Linked DNA regions of Homo sapiens: region 2 is linked to region 1. Evidence: chromatin loops called from intact Hi-C (ENCODE). Cell type or tissue: endothelial cell of umbilical vein. All regions are shown on one strand.

What was found. Hi-C counts contacts between places; a loop is a spot of excess contacts. Peaks named below come from ENCODE experiments on the same cell type or tissue, not always from the same donor. Only the 100,000 strongest peaks of a DNase experiment are listed, where the experiment ranks them.
Region 2: it touches region 1 in a loop (7-fold over the local background); 2 of 110 quality-filtered maps call a loop at or near these places.

The regions. Positions count from the first base shown.
Region 1 is chr3:7,679,699-7,687,698 of GRCh38, reverse strand. GRM7 (glutamate metabotropic receptor 7) reads right to left here. Exons shown (of 10, transcript NM_000844.4): 9 at 7,404-7,650. Among named protein-coding and RNA genes, the nearest start is that of GRM7-AS1, 150 kb to the right of the region's middle. RefSeq lists an enhancer at 4,503-5,070. In endothelial cell of umbilical vein, no CTCF peak of the experiment used is centred here; a DNase peak (open chromatin) is centred at 4,688; H3K27ac peaks cover 1,497 bases.
Region 2 is chr3:7,306,338-7,314,337 of GRCh38, reverse strand. It overlaps GRM7 (glutamate metabotropic receptor 7), which reads right to left. Exons shown (of 10, transcript NM_000844.4): 4 at 7,686-7,840. Among named protein-coding and RNA genes, the nearest start is that of GRM7-AS1, 220 kb to the left of the region's middle. In endothelial cell of umbilical vein, no CTCF peak of the experiment used is centred here; DNase peaks (open chromatin) are centred at 4,467, 6,697 and 7,247; H3K27ac peaks cover 4,624 bases.

The sequences.
Region 1 (8,000 bases):
AAAGTCCCATGTTATCAGTGTAGGAAAGAGAAAGGCCAGTCTACATCATTAAGCAATATTTTTCCCCTCCTGCGGTATGACCTCACTGCTTACTCTCTTGGAATCTCTCTAGAGACAGGTCTCTCTATTATATGAGTACAATAGGAGGTTCAGAGAAAATCAAAAGAGAACATTTTACTCAAAGCCACCACATGACTTTAATAACTTATTCCATGTTCTCTACTGCATATTTTTCCATAGTTTGGAATGCCCTGTTCCACGTGGATGAGGATGCTTGCCATAGCAAGTGTTGTTTTCCACTGTCGTGTAATATTGCTTAGGCTGAAACAGCGTGATGATAATATCCTTTCAGAGTATATTTTCTTTAGTGAGAGCCTAAAGCAATATAAAAGCATCTGTGGTGAATCCATTATTATTCTTATGCCAGCCCACTCATGTGGCCAGTTCACACATCACACAATACATCATTTTCTCTAATCTATTTATTTGAACACCTTTGGCATTTATTGGTATTTCTTGGGTATAACCAATGTTCAAACTAATCTTTAGACCCTTGTGGTCTTTCATTGACCCTTTTTCTGCTTTTGTGTGATGACTTGATGACTAAAGTTGGTTCAGTGTTTCTCAAAGGCAGAACTATGAGCCACAAATCATCATCAACATATTATCAATCCCGGCCAGTAAACCGATTTATTTTCTGCAGAGAAGGAACCAAGACAACTTTGAATTACAGATGGAAAGGCCATTTGTTGCTATTTCAATGGATACTTTTTTAGGAATGTGTACACTTCTTTGAATGTATTTACTAAAAATAAATTAGAACAAACAATTTACTAGGTCTGCATTTACTAAGCATCCCCCTTCTCTCCTTGTAGGTTTTCCACACTGCCTTCTAAGCCCACAGTAGGAAAACATACATTGAGAAATACTGAGAAATAGTTTTTCACCACTGGTAGTTTTAAAGTAGAGCATGTGTCGGAATGACCAGCAACAGTTCTCTGCAATTACTGGCTAGCTGTTCAGGAAGACAAATGTGTATATACTCATAAACGTGTTCCTTAGAAAATTAAGCAGGCATATGACCAATGGCAGCTGCTGGCACTAAGCTTATCAAATCGATCATCTTTGAAAATTCATTTCTTCCTATAGATATATTTTCAGGTAATCATGCACAGTTTCCATGGAAACATTTCTAATTCTCATTGGAGACAAGAACACATAAATAAATAAGAATTAGATTGTTTTCTTACCTTTGGGAAAGCAGTCAAAAGCTATACTGTTGGTGGGATAGTGTACCAAGTAACAGACTTTTGTACACTCTTTCTTACTGGTGGTATACAGTCTACAGGAAAAGTAAATATATAGGTATGTATAAAATAAATGTGCACACAATATTACTTTTTATTATTATTATTTTCCTTTTGGGAAAAGGCTGCGATAGAGACCATACACATCATGCCCACTCTTTTGGTGGGTTCAATATCCTTTGGTAGACCAGGTCACCTCAATTCAGGTACCTCTGAACATGGGAGTACTGGTGCCTCTTGAGTTAAGGGAGTTGGGTTTTACTTGCTTGAGTTAGAACAGCTGAGGGAACCAGCCCAAACATAATTTATCTATCTGCTCAGAGCATTATTTTCTTCTTCTTGCCAGCCCTTTTTTCTCACCCTAGTCCAGTCATGCTGTCCAGCCTGTGTGGTTAGTCCAAGAGGATGAAACAAGTAACATAATGTTGAGAATGTTAGGGATCCAAACAAATGGAGAAGCAAAACAAAACAAGAACCATAACAAATTAACACAGCACAGAAGTGTGTTCTAGAATTTTCTAGGCACCATTATTTGTGTAGAGTTTTGGTGCCCACATCCATTTTCCAGCAGTCTGAATTCTTTTTCTTTCTTTTTTTTTTTTTAAATAACATACCTCCTTATATTGACAGTCCTAGTTTATGTAACAAATTTATTTTGTTGAGAACAGCACAAGTTGTTATTTATGTATTTTCCTTATTGTAGATGCAAATATGGTAGCACAAGAAAAACACCATCAGAATACAATTCCATATCTTATTTTGTATTTCAGGTACAAATTGTTATTCTTCTAACATGTGGTTCATCATACAATGTGTTAATTGGCTTAAACCAGTCTTTTAGGTAGTCTATGTCCAGTCTCTATCCCAGAGTGAGTTCATCAGTCATACATCTCCACATCCAAAAAAAAGGGTGTGTCCCTCGCTGTCCACCCGCCTGCCATCTCTAGTTGCTGCTGACCTGCCAGAGTAAACTCTCTATATCTAGCTAAGGTCCTTGAAGTATTTCTCTGCACGGCTTGCGGGCATTAGCTTAGAAAATGGATGGTAGCTTAAGAGAAAGGTAGCTTAGGGCCAGGCCTCTCTTCACTGTGATCTTTTACTAAAGAAAGCATGAGAGCCAAAGACAATTTACAGAACATCTTCTGGTTGATACCAGTCCAGGTGAAGAAGGCTGCAGTTCTTATCCGCCCATCCCAATAAAGCCATGCTGCCTCTTAGTTAATATTATCCATCCAACTTGAAAAGGATCGTCATGGCCATCAATAAGCCATAGCCCAAGCACAACCATGGCATCTTGTTTATCTGGCATCTACAAGTTTGCCATGAACATACATCTGCCAAGTGAACTGTAGAAAGTACAGGGAAACATGCCAAATTCAGGATGCAGGTGGGAGAAACAGTTTGAGGTGCCCTTCTTCTTAGACAGGAATGTGAGAAGGCATCATCATGGCCAGATATAAAGCTATTCAAACGAGGCCAGGTTCTTTTACACTTTTAGCAATGGAAGTCTTATTTGCATAAATAAAATTTAGTAAGTAGCTGAGCTACAGCCCTATGCCCTCTGAGCTTGCTATTTTTCAATCTAAGTGCAGAGACTAGCAAGCATTGGCCCAACTCTGAATATCTAATATGCCAGCAGTGCGCAGATAAATTGAAATTTTGAGATTTACTTTTTGTTTATTCCACACATAATGGAGTTTTTCTTTCATACAATGGACTGTTAGCTAAGGAAGCAAACTAAGAGGATAATTATATTTCTTGAGGAAAAAATATGGTAGTATAAATGTCTTCCCATATTAAGTCAGCAAGCAAATTCATTTTTATGTAGACATGTAGCTGCAGTGTGGAGTTGGATGAGTAGAAGCATGCATGCACCAGATGGCAAACTGCAGTGATGGAGCAGAGCTGTTAAAAGTGAAAACACTGAAGATTGAAATACATTGAGACTAAGTGTTTAGAGCAACAATGAATAAGAGGACATTTCTGTTCCACTATTTACTTTGTAGCTCATAGTGTAAACTCTACTTCCTCTCAGACACCCTCCCTCAGAAAATATTGTACAGAATTTGCCCACTGGAGAGACAAATTCCTTTTTCAAGTGCATGAGCTACGTTTTTGTTTGTTTTTAACCAGTCAGCTTAAATTCAGAAAATAATGTCATTTATCTCTGTTACAAAAGTTAAGATATTAGAGATAATTTTAGCTATATTTGGCATTAAACAGAATATTATAATGTTACCTAGTATAGCATAGTCATATCTGTTTTTATTAATTGAATTTTTCACTATCGTTCTTTTCCTATATACATGCATTTTTGCATTGCTGCGGACTGGTTTTTCAAATGTCATTGCTGTCTATGATGTTACTTTTTCCCTATTAGTGGCTCGTTTTGAGATCATTTTAAATGACTATTTGTATGTTTGTCTCATCTCAAATGTTTTATTTCTTTGAGTTTTGACTTTGTCCTAGATCAGTATCAATGCTAAAACTTTGGGAGCTATATCCAATGTGGACTCAAATTGAGTTTCCTAGAATAAAATCCTTGTCAATTTCTAGAGCTACACTGTCCAATACAGTAGCCTCAGTCAAAAGTGTGTGCTTAAATTTAAATACAATGTAAATAAAGTTTACTTAATTAAAAACTAAGTAAAATAACAAATGTATTTCTTCAGTTGAGTAGCTATATTTCAAATGTTCAATAGCCACATGTGCTAGTGCTTACTCTATTAGACAGCACACACATAAAACATGATCGTCACTGCAGAAAGTACTGTTGGACAGCTTTTGTGCAGATAAGCTCTTTGGATTCTTTTTTGGGACTTTTGAGAGTTGGGTCATCAGAAACCCCAATGTTTGGAGGTACATGAATCTCCTCCTATGGTTTAGCCAATATCTAGTTAAGTTTTCATGGTGTTTTAGGGTGTGTCTACACAATAACCAAAGAGCTAAAGCAATTTAAAAAAATCTTTCCAGCTGGTGGTGAGAAAAAGACTCTATTTTATTTTATTTTTCTGAATTGTTTACCTTGGCTCTATGTAGACACTAGAACAACAACAAAGACCCAGTGAAACTTTTGCAAGGAAAGAGATACCAAATGAAATCATTGGAATACAATTTTTAAATTAATCAAATGAGGCCTCTACCTGGGCAGCCTTCTTTGAGCTCAGGTTACTCCTGTCTTTGTAGACAAAACAAGCAATAATACGTTACAGTATGTTTAAAGAATCTCCCACCAAACATCATTATATTCTGCATATACAAATGATATTACCAAATAAGGAAACCAAAAGCATAGTTCCTGCATTGGAATTTCGACATGCCATTCATATTCTAAGAAACAGAGGAGCAAAGAGGAACAAGCGTGGGTTGAAGAGTCAGACCTGGGCTTTAGTCCAACCTCTGCTGTTAACCACATGTGTGGCTTTGATAATGTTACTTAATCTTGGGAAGCCAAGGTTTCCTCAGTAAAATAAGAATAACAATATCTATTCTATAGATCTACTGTGAGGAGTAAGTGGGACATTCCACACAAAGCATTCCGCATAATGCCTATTTCAATGAGTACCTTATGCAAGCATTAGCATTAATGTCAGTGTTAGCATTTTAACAACCAATGTCATACCCAAAAAAGCCTCAACAAGGATTGCACCTCATCATTAAATAGCAACAGTAGTAATGTTTTTTGAAAGTTAACAATTCTTAAGTAGCATAGTATTGAATTGTCTAAACTCAAAACTTCTAATTTCGTCTTTTTCCCCAGTAAATATAGCCCTCCAATTATGTTTTCTGCTTATTGACTTTGAACAGTATCTAGTTAAATGTGTGTGTGTGTGTGTGTGTGTGTGTGTGTGTACAAAAATAAAGCTGTTATTGGAATATTTGCAAGAAAAGGTTTTATGAAATGCAAATTTGACAAGACAACCTATAATAAAAAGCCACTAATTATAAATATACATATATGTTTATCAATACAGGTATAGGTATAATAGATGCACACATATGTTCATATAAATTCTTCTCTTTTTTTTCTTTTTCTTTTTTTTTTTTTTTTTTTTGAGATGGAGTTTTGCTCTTGTTGCCCAGGCTGGAGTGCAATGGCACGATCTCAGCTCACTGCAACCTCTGCCCTCCTGGGTTCAAGCGATTCTCCTGCCTCAGCCTCCCAAGTAGCTGGGATTACAGGCACGCGCAACCATGCCCGGCTAATTTTGTATTTTTAGTAGAGACGGGGTTTCTCCATGTTGGTCAGGCTGGTCACCAACTCCTAACCTCAGGTGATCCGCCCACCTCGTCCTCCCAAAGTGCTGGGATTACAGGCGTGAGCCACCACGCCCAGCCATAAATTCTTCTTTTGAGGATTGAGTTTTATCTACCCTGTGGTGTTTAATCTACACTTAACTGCATCTTTTTAGCTACTATATCTTAATAAATTATGCTGAAACTTATTTCTAAGCAAAGCTTTTTGCCTCTTCAGGAAGGGAAAGACGTTGACATTTAGTTGATATAGTATTTTCTCAATATAGTATTTTGTGATACACTTATGACATAGTTATTATCTCTTTTATACATAATTATGTTGAGTTTTAGAAAAGCTCAGTGATTCTTAATGCCACATGGCTGGTAAATGGAGTGGTTTACATTTGAACCCAGGTATGTCTCAACCCAAAGCCTCTTCCTACATCACACTGAATGCCACAGCAAGTCACCATCCACTTGCCCTCCTCTCAATTGGCCACTTGCTCTGGAGACACAACAGAGCCTATATCATTCATTCTGTTCCTCCCTTCTCAGTATGTTCCTTTAGACTTGTCCTAGGACTTCTGTCACAAAGTCAAACTGGAGCCCACAATGTTGTTAATTAACCTTGTTACTTTGTCTACATATTTTCAAAGTATTTCACGACATTCACTCAACTATTCATAAATAGAGACAGGCCAAAATCACAGTTCTTTGTGTAGTGTTTGTCAGGATCAAACCCAGTTGGCTTCTTGGTTTTTATTAAAGATATCTCTCTTATTTGCAGAGCAAAAAGGATTTCTTCAAGAGTACTTAAAATTGAGACTTCCTTCTATTTGGCATTAAGCATTTGACACCAAGATCAGCTTCTAACTGAAATACAGTATGTCGTGAATGACTTAATGGATAACCTGAAATCCCTTCTGCCTTAAACAACAGGAAGTATCACAAATATTTGAATCTGCCTCATTCTAAATGCAACTAGCCAAAATATTCCTGGAAAACAAATCTTAAAACTAGTATTTTAAATCTGAAATTTACTCTTACCACCATATTGTTAGTAAAGTTAGCAATTGGGAATTCTAAGCATTTAACCTTTGAGCTGGTCTTGTGTTACTTACAAAGTGATAGCTATATGCCCATTTTACCTGGGGACATTTGCATGCATGACTAAAGGCTCCTAGAGTTTTGCAGATATGCCATATAATAGCATCTTAAATCCAATGTTTTTTTTCCTTGATTTCTTCCCTAAGGTTTGTCTTGCATAGAATAAAACTCTTCTCCAGTGGTATGGTAGATATGTTTTTCCCCACAGTATGATGCCGTTATCATGGTAGTGTCTGGCCCTGTGTACCTGGATTTGACAACTTTTTCCAATATTTTATATGTTTCTAGAAGACCTGATTAGTACAAAATAACTTTTTCAACATTCACATGCTAGAGGAAAAAAGTTTCGCTTCCAAAATCCTAATTAATTCCCACCGATACAGTTCATTAAGTATGGAAGTTTCCCTGACAAAAAGTTGTTGCCTTAGCAGGAAGGGTGCAAGAAAAGAACAACCTGATAGGTGCATTTGTCAGTTGGAGGATTCAGTACCAGAGGACAAGAAGCAAGGGAAGGGGGAGGCTTCACACTTCTGAAGCAGAGCCTCCAAAAGCTTCTTTCCAACAAGGAACAAAAAGAAAATGGTGGCAGGAATGAGTCAAACTCAAAAGAGCAGAAGCTGGCATTCACCAAGGCAACCCAGCCCATAAGACAAGAACGATCACAGTATTTCTCCAGAGAGGCAAGCACACCCCACATCTTCTAGAGCTTCCTGATGCAGGGTGGGAAGATGAAAGAAACGGAGAGTTACTTACTGTTTGGGTCTACGTTTTCACAGAGCTCGGTCTTTGCCTCACCGTTGGGTCTGTCACTGGGTTTGTGTGACAGCCTCGATGACATGGTGGCTGCTGTGACTACCGCCTTGAAGCTTCGCTTCCGTTTCTGGACATTGAGTTCAGGGTGGAAAATGATGATGTACACTTTCGGCATGTATAGCATCCCCAGCGCCACTGATGCACTTAGGTTCATGGAGATTGTAAGCGTGGTAGTTTGTATGTAGAGCTAGGAGACACAACACACAAGGCACTATTACAAATAAAATGACTGCAGTAGGGGTCTGAACACTTAAAGCGATGTCAAGAACGACTATGGCTAGGAGATAAAGCAATCTTCAGGGCATTTTGATAAATAAAGGAAAGCACAATAACTCTGCACAGTTATTGGAGAGCATATGCATGTATTAATTGATTGAATGCTATTGGGTCAATCCATGCACATGCTTGCCCTACAGAAGTCTCTTATATTAAAGTTCAGAGTAAACCTTTAATCATATTTGAAGGACTTCTAATTGAAGTGGCAGCTAAATATAAAGACATGAAGACCATAGAAATCTGTAATCTTGATTAAGGTGT
Region 2 (8,000 bases), 370 kb after region 1:
ATTTTTAGGGGGGAGGGAGAAAGACGGGGGATGGAATATTACAATGTGGATACGATAACTTAGGGAGAAAGTTGCTGCTGACATAGTTAGATGAATCATTTTATAATCCTGAGCACACATTATACACATAATCAGTTCTCAATTGGGCAAGGGTCACATGAAATTCAAGATTTTAAGCTTTGAGGTATTAAATGATTTTAAAGGAAAAATCTACCCAGTGTCAGATGTGCTTATTCAATGAAACCCTCCAATAATATAATTGATGTCTAATTTCCTAGACCTGAGAAATGTTTTATCAAGACACTGGCGTTCTGCTTTTTTCTTTAGAATTAAAATTCAGGATATCAATATTTATACATTTCTAATTTCAACACAAAGGGTATTTGTTTAAAATATTAAATCTCTCTCTCTCTCTCTCTCTCCATTTTACAACTTTGCTGCCACTCATGAACCACAAGCTGTACTGACTTCATGATTGTAAGAGCATTCGTTAGTTTATATTTTCCCTTAGGGACAATTCTTGCATGGATATTTTCACAAAGTTCATAATTTCTATAAAAAACGCATGTGAAATAGCTTCACCTTATAATAGAAATTTACCAAAATATTATTTCCTGTGGTGATAAATATAGGGATATATATTAATAGCAAAGGTAACAATCTGTCTTGAAGCTATCTGAACTTTCACTCTACAGTAATGACTTATACTCCTTATTTTTAAAAAAATCATCATTTTGTAAGGCCCATTTATTCAACAGATATTTTGTAAGAGTCCATTAATTTACAGGTAATATTCAAGTGCTGGGTATACAGAGGTGAATAAGAAAGGTATTTTATTAAGAATACCTTAGGTTGCATATAACAAAATATATAGCTTAAAAGGGGCTTAAAGATAACAGTAATTTTTCTAACATAAGAACAAATACTAATGTAGATAATTCCAGGACTGGTTTGACAGCTTAAGTAAGGTCATCATGGGCCTAGGCTTTTTGCTTTTTCTATCTGTCTTTTCTGCCTTCCTCTGGTATTAATATTTCCTTTCTGTGAAGATGGCTATAGCAGCTCCAAGTATCCTGTCCTCACATGATAACATTAAAAACAGGAGGAGAGGCTGGGCGCAGTGGGTCACGCCTGTAATCCCAGCACTTTGGGGGGCTGAGGAGGGCGGATTGCCTGAGGTCAGGAGTTTGAGACCAGCCTGACCAACATGGTGAAACCCCATCTCTACTAAAAATACAAAAACTAGTTGGGCGTGGTGGCAGGCGCCTGTAATCCCAGCTACTTGGGAGGCTGAGGTAGAAGAATTGTTTGAACCCGGGAGATGGAGGGTGCAGTGAGCCGAGATCACATCACTGCATTCCAGCCTGGGTGACAGAGTGAGATAAAAAAAAAAAAAAAAAAGAAAAAAAGAAAAAAAAGGAGGAGAAGGCAGGAGTTTCTCATGTGAGAAGGGTCACTGCATACCCTGGTTTGGCTGGGACAATCACAGTTTATGGCCCTTTTACTTCTAAGGTGTTCTGGTTTGGATAAAATGTTATATAGTTGCCCTATTAACATGACATTTTTTTTTTCTAAGGGAGGGAAATATCTCTATGAAGTTCCCTCAGATAATGTCATCATCCATCCCAATGGTCAGGATTAAGTCACTTGTTCATCCTCTAACTGCAGGGAAGGTTGGGTAAGTCAGCATTTGGCATTTTAAACCAACATATTGGGAGAAGTTTTCTGCTTATCAAAAAGGCCAAGAGAATGTCAAGAACATCAGTCACAAATGACAAATCCACAGTCTCCTTGAGGTAACTGGAATTTCACCAAGCTACAGTCTGCAGGAATAAATGGAATAATATCACTCGACCCTACCAAGCCCCAGGGACACTTTCCCACATGGCTCTTGCAGTATGTCCCCAAAGGTTGTCCACCTACTTCTCTCATATGAGTCTACTGATTGCCTCCCTTCCTTTTGAGGAACTGCTCTCTTCTTCTGGGATCCTCTGGCCACAGTAGCACTGCCAAGACACTGCCAAGTAGCATGTTTTCTACTGACCCTGGAAGCCCCTCCTTTGCATTGCTGCCAAGACACCGCATGTGGTGTCAGAGCTGTTCAGACATCTGTGGCAAAGTAAGGGACAGGGCATCGCTCATCATTTATTGCCCGCTGTTAAAAAGTTCCAAAGCACTGCTCCTAGTGTCCTAAATGCTACCAAAGGTTTCAGTTAAACAGAGCTTGAGGGAGACAGGACTCAGATTCATCAATATTCAGCTCTCCTTTATTTTCATAAACAAGCTCCTTGAAAGGAAAATTTGCTATGACTTTGTTATTGGTTAATGATAGAGGAGGAGAAATCATGGACATTTCTTACAGGTAAAAGCATTTGTGAGTAGTGTATGTGAATCTACCACTCTCTTTCCAAAGCTGTACAGTGGTGAAAGAAGAATGTGTTGAGGCCGGGTGCAGTGGCTTATGCCTGTAATCCTAACACTTTGGGAGGCTGAGGCTGGCGGATGACTTGAGGTCAGGAATTCAAGAACAGCCTGGCCAACATGGTGAAACCCTGTCTCTACTAAAAATACAAATATTAGCCAGGTGTGGTAGCACATGCCTGCAGTCCCAGCTACTCAGGGAGGCTGAGGCAGGAGAATCACTTAAACCCGGGAGGCAGAGGTTGCAGTAAGCCAAGACTGCGCCACTGCATTCCAGCTTGGGTGACAAAGCGAGACTCCATCCCAAAAAAAAAAAAAATGTATTGAAACACAAGTGCCATAAGATTGAGACGGCCCAGATTGCAGAACAATACAGGGAGGATAAATGCCCTGGGAAGTCTCCTAGAACCACAGAAGACTTTACATGGGTGAGAAATATTCATGCATTCCATTAGTCCATTGAGAGTCTATCTGTTGCCACTATGTAGCTTAGCCTATCAGACTGAGATCCTTTCTTATGTATGGTCTGCCTGCCTGTTCCCTGTGGGATTTCACCTATGAGTCCAGTGGATGCTGGCCTTGGAAGAGGGAAGTTTGTCTTTTCCTTTTGACAATGAAAACTTATTTACTGGATCTGGCTCATTTTATCATTCTTCCTGTAGAAGAAGTTGTCTCTCAAAGCTCTTCTCAATTCTCAATTAGATTTCTGGAGAATGACCGCATAGTTCATCTACATTTCCCAGGTATATTTGAATCTATCTTTTTTAAAAAGATTTTTCTCTTTACTATTTTATTCTTGACCTCTAGAACTTGTTCATAAAGGATATATGTATCATTTTGATCCTACTTAATAACCTTGATATATACAAAGAATAACTAATTATATGTGACAGATGCTTCAAAGTGGAATAGACACAGCACACCTGAGGGGATGAGATGTGGAACAAGGCTGATGTGATGAGGAAAGGAAAGTATGGAAGGGTAGATGAGACTTATAATGGGGCTCAGAGAATGCAGAGATCTCATGCGAGAGGGATAAGGGAAGAGAGAAAAAAGAGAGTGGAATGATGTAGGCTAAATGGCACTTGGATAGGGTATAACTCAGAAACCATAAAAAGTGGAACAAAAGGCCCTGAAGAAGCTTTCAACCATATTTTCAAGTAGTTTGGGCTCAACTATATTTTTTCAAGTAGTCTGGGTTGCAAGTGACAGAAACCCACTCTGCCACAAATAGCAGGAGTACAGGTTTATCATGCAGTATCTCATTGCTCTCTTATCAAACAAGGTGATAGGGCCAAAAGACATACGCATTGCTTAGAAGCAGCATTGTGGTTCAAGGCAATATTTTCTTTCTCATTTTTTTTCCCCATTCACCTAGAGAAACCCTGTGACACAGGTAGACCATTGCAGGTAATCAAGAGAAGCTAAAGTAGGGCATATCTAAATTGGAGCCAGGAATATTTTAGTTCAGATCTTCACAGCTTTGTTCTTTCCAGTTTTAGGAAAAATAAAGAATTCATTCAAATCATAAGTAAAAATTACTATTATTTTTAAAAAGCTAGCTCTTTAATGCTGGGTCCAGAGTATGTTTTGTCTATTCCTACATACATTGCAGATTTAACTCATGAACCAAGCTGTTCTACAGTCCCATTTGAAAATCATCACCAATTGTGAGAGTCATTATAGTTAGTTTTGAAAATCTACCCTTCATTATACTAGCTTCCTAATGTTAATGAGTATGGAAGAGATGAAATTATGCTGGTCCATGACCCTTGTTGGCCATAATTAGAGGATGCCTAGGACAGCCTCCTTTCAGAGAAGCAGAGCACTTTGGAGGATGAAGAGTTGAAGGCAACGTAGGCCATTAGTACTCTGCAGATTCCTTGGAGGCTGCAGAGGATTATTAAGAGTCTAGTTAATGGGGCAACACATGAGTGAGGAAATGCCAGGGATTCCTTGGCTCATCAGACAATGCAGACACACTAAAAATTACAGAAGTGTTTTGGCTCAGGAGCTGGAGGAGTGCTGCCAAGTTCTAGAGACATTCCCCAGATTTCCCATAAACACTGGGCAGGCAGCGGGACCACAGCCACCCCTCCAGGAAACTGGCTCCTTTCATCATTAAATCGAAAGGGGGGAAATGACACCCTTGGCTAAGAAACACTAAAGTTCCCTTTTTCCACAAATGGAGAATAAGTACAGATAGAAGAGAAAGGCCACTTTCAAAGAGGCAATAAATCTGCCAGCATTTTGGCCTAACACAATTTCTGCTTATTTTGAATGCATACTCAGAAAAATGCCGGCCGAAAATCCAGATGTTTGCTGAACGTAGTCATGATATGGATCTAAAGGGAAAAAAAGGTAGATTACTGATTGGCTTTTCCCTTCCATCTGAGGGTATAGCATTATACAACACAAAGATATAGGAATGGAGCAGTATCATGAATATTTGAAAAATATTCTACCCCAGCATAATTCAATATGAAACATCTGCAAAACAGGAAAAAGATAAAAGGAAACAAACAAGAAAACAAGCAAATGACTGTAGGGAAGGACAGGAAAACTTACTTGCCCACATAGGCTCTGCTCCATTTATAGTTTTATCTTAGATTATTTCATAGTTTTGTTCAGAAGCTTTGGCATAACTGAATGCATTTCTTCTTTTTTAACTTTCATAGAAGTGACACTGTAAATGCATAGATGCTATCTTAATGTTCTGTCTGCTACGAAAGTGAACAAAACTTGATTGTTCTTTATAAGAAATGTACCTAGGCAATATGGCTAGATGGAAGCCACAGCATTTTTGTACATGGCCACAAAAAATCTTCACTCTTCTCTGGGTGAGATTAGAAAATTTCATATGAACTCTTGCTATTCCATCACATTCTAACATTGTTTTTAAAACAGTGCTCTCCAATTTCATTCTTTGGAATCTTAATTTTTACTTTGCTAGTTCATGATGCTGTTCTTTGTCTGATTTTGTAAATTTGTATATTTCTATATCTACATGAAAATAATATTTTACCTCAATAATTTGTTAAACCTTTGAGATAACCCAGTAAGTTCCCTAAAATATCAGGCATCAGGGGTTAATGGCCATGGAATATGTGCATTGTGTCTACATGGCATCCACAGCCTAGGAAGAGAGGACCTCAGTTGAAGCCCTGAAAGTTCTTCGTTTTCCTTGAATCTCACCCAACTCTTGCCCTTCACCCCTCCTTACAGTCACCTGAGTGAACTTCTAAACCTTCCAATGCCACCACAATCACATCTCACACATGCGGATGCTCTTCAGATTTTCAGCATAAAGTAACAAACTCCTTAGTACAGTTTTCAAGACCCTTTGCAATGCAACTTCTGGCCCACTTTCAAACTGATTTTGTGCCATGTCCTTATATGATCTGCGATTCCTCCATCCCTCCAGACACATAATCACTTAAGAATGTGTTTGAGCACCTACAACTTTCAGCAAAGAACCATGTGCTGGGGGTACGATGGTGCATAATAGGGATATTTCTAGACAGAGACAAGTAAAGAGGTAGTTCCAACAGTAGGAGATGTGTGGGATGCCATAGAAGGAATGGAAGGGGTTTCTAACCCACACTTGGTTGGGGTGAGATGGCCACAGATGGCTCCCATGAAAAATTAACATCTGAGACCCCCAAAATAAATAGAAGTCAATCAACCAAACAGTGTAGCAATGATTAGTACTCTAGAAGAGGAAAGGGTCTCCCCAGTGTCTTGTAAATAGGAACATTCTTAAAGAACTGGAAGGATTTTAAGAAGGCAGGAGTGCAGGACAGTGCTGCAGAATGAATTATTTGTATTTTCCCTAATGTGTCCTGTTCCTTCATTTCCCTGTATCTCTGAGGGAACTTTCATCCCAGTTATCACTTCTCGCATCCAACGATATCTTCCCCAACCATATCACCACCACCCTAGGAAAGCCTCCATGGTAACTCTCTGTGCCCTCCATACTGTACTTACAATGTTTCCCATGTAGTCTCTGCCTGTTCTGACACCTGCACTCAGCTCTGTATGCTTTGAGGGTGAGAATTTTGAGTCCTCATCTTTTGTTTTCCTGACTCCTAGCACTGAGCAAGGCACACAACAGATACACAGTTTTTCCAGTGCAAGGAATGGAGAAGGTTAAAATATCGTCCTTTATTCTTGCAACCCATCTGCAAATGCATTGGTCTGGGTTGTAAGATAGGCAATCTTTTCTGGATATGTACTGGGGAATGAAATTAATTCAAAGCCTCCCAGTGAAAACATGGGTGACTCATGAGATTTTTATCTCCTCCAGATAACAGAAAGGAAACAGTGACAGAACCACAACCTGATTTGTCTAAAAAGCCTACACAGAACATGCAGCCTTCTGAGGAGAATAATTAATTAGATTTGAGTGGAGAGAGAATAGAAAATGCAAATATTTGATCCCTTTTTGAGTGAGAGGATAGAGTTCTTTTTAATGCGCAAAGCATGTTTTAGAGAATCTTTGGAGACATGGCCCATCAGAAAAGGAACACAAAGCAGGCTATCAGCAGAGAAGCTCCTTTTACACAGCGTCTTCTTTTAGAAACAACTTTTCTTTCCAAATTAAAGAATAACATAACTTATAATCGGCAAATTTTGTCAGATTACAGGGTGGCAACAGACACTCTTTCCTACTTCTGCCTCTCAAAATATCTTTGCAGTAGCAAGGAAGGCAAAGAAAGAGGCATAAGTTTAGAAAGGCAAGAAAAGGAGAGAGTGAAAACAAAAGGGACCTAGGAAGGTGAGGGGATGCTGGTGCCTGAGAGAGGTGGTGTGCTGTATTACAGCCTCCCTGAGCTGGAAGGGACCTTGAGAGATAAGGGGGGAAAGGGTTCTTGTACTTCTTCTAATAAGGAAATAATGGATGCGTTACAAAGTGAAAGGATTCTCTTGGAAAACGTAGCTCACTTATACACACTTGGATGTGTATACTTTACTTATTAATGATAATGCTCTCCTCTCAGAAAGTTCCTATGGCATGAATGAAAAAGAAAGAATGTTTTTGCTAATCGTGATATTATGAAAATAATATGATCTCCTCAAAAGAGGAATTTCAACTAAAAGAACAGACCAGGTGTGTGGCCTCATTTGCATTTCATGGCTATAAGTTTGAAACAACCCCACATGAGTTTGGTAAAAATGCCAAACCCCTAAAAAGTCACATGCTTGGCCATTCAGCATGGCACCAGAACTTCTCTCAGCAAACCTACTGCTGATGAAACCCATACCTTCCACCGTGGCTCGCTTGGGCTGAATGGTGATGGCCCCTTCTGCGATATCTTCATGCTGGTGCAGTGGGTTTATTTTGGATCCCCAGCTGTCTGATCCCACCCAAAGAAAATGGCCAACTTGGTCAGCTCTTTTGGCTGCTGCAAGGATCTGCCTGTGGAAAGAAATATGGAAAGTTATATTAATGATAAAGAACGTCAGCTGAATCCGTGTAGATTGCAAGTCAGCAAAAGGAAAGGTACTATTCTTCCTCAAAAAGTAAATAATTGCAAAAAACTTGATAAAGAATTTATATCCCTAATATATAAAGATAT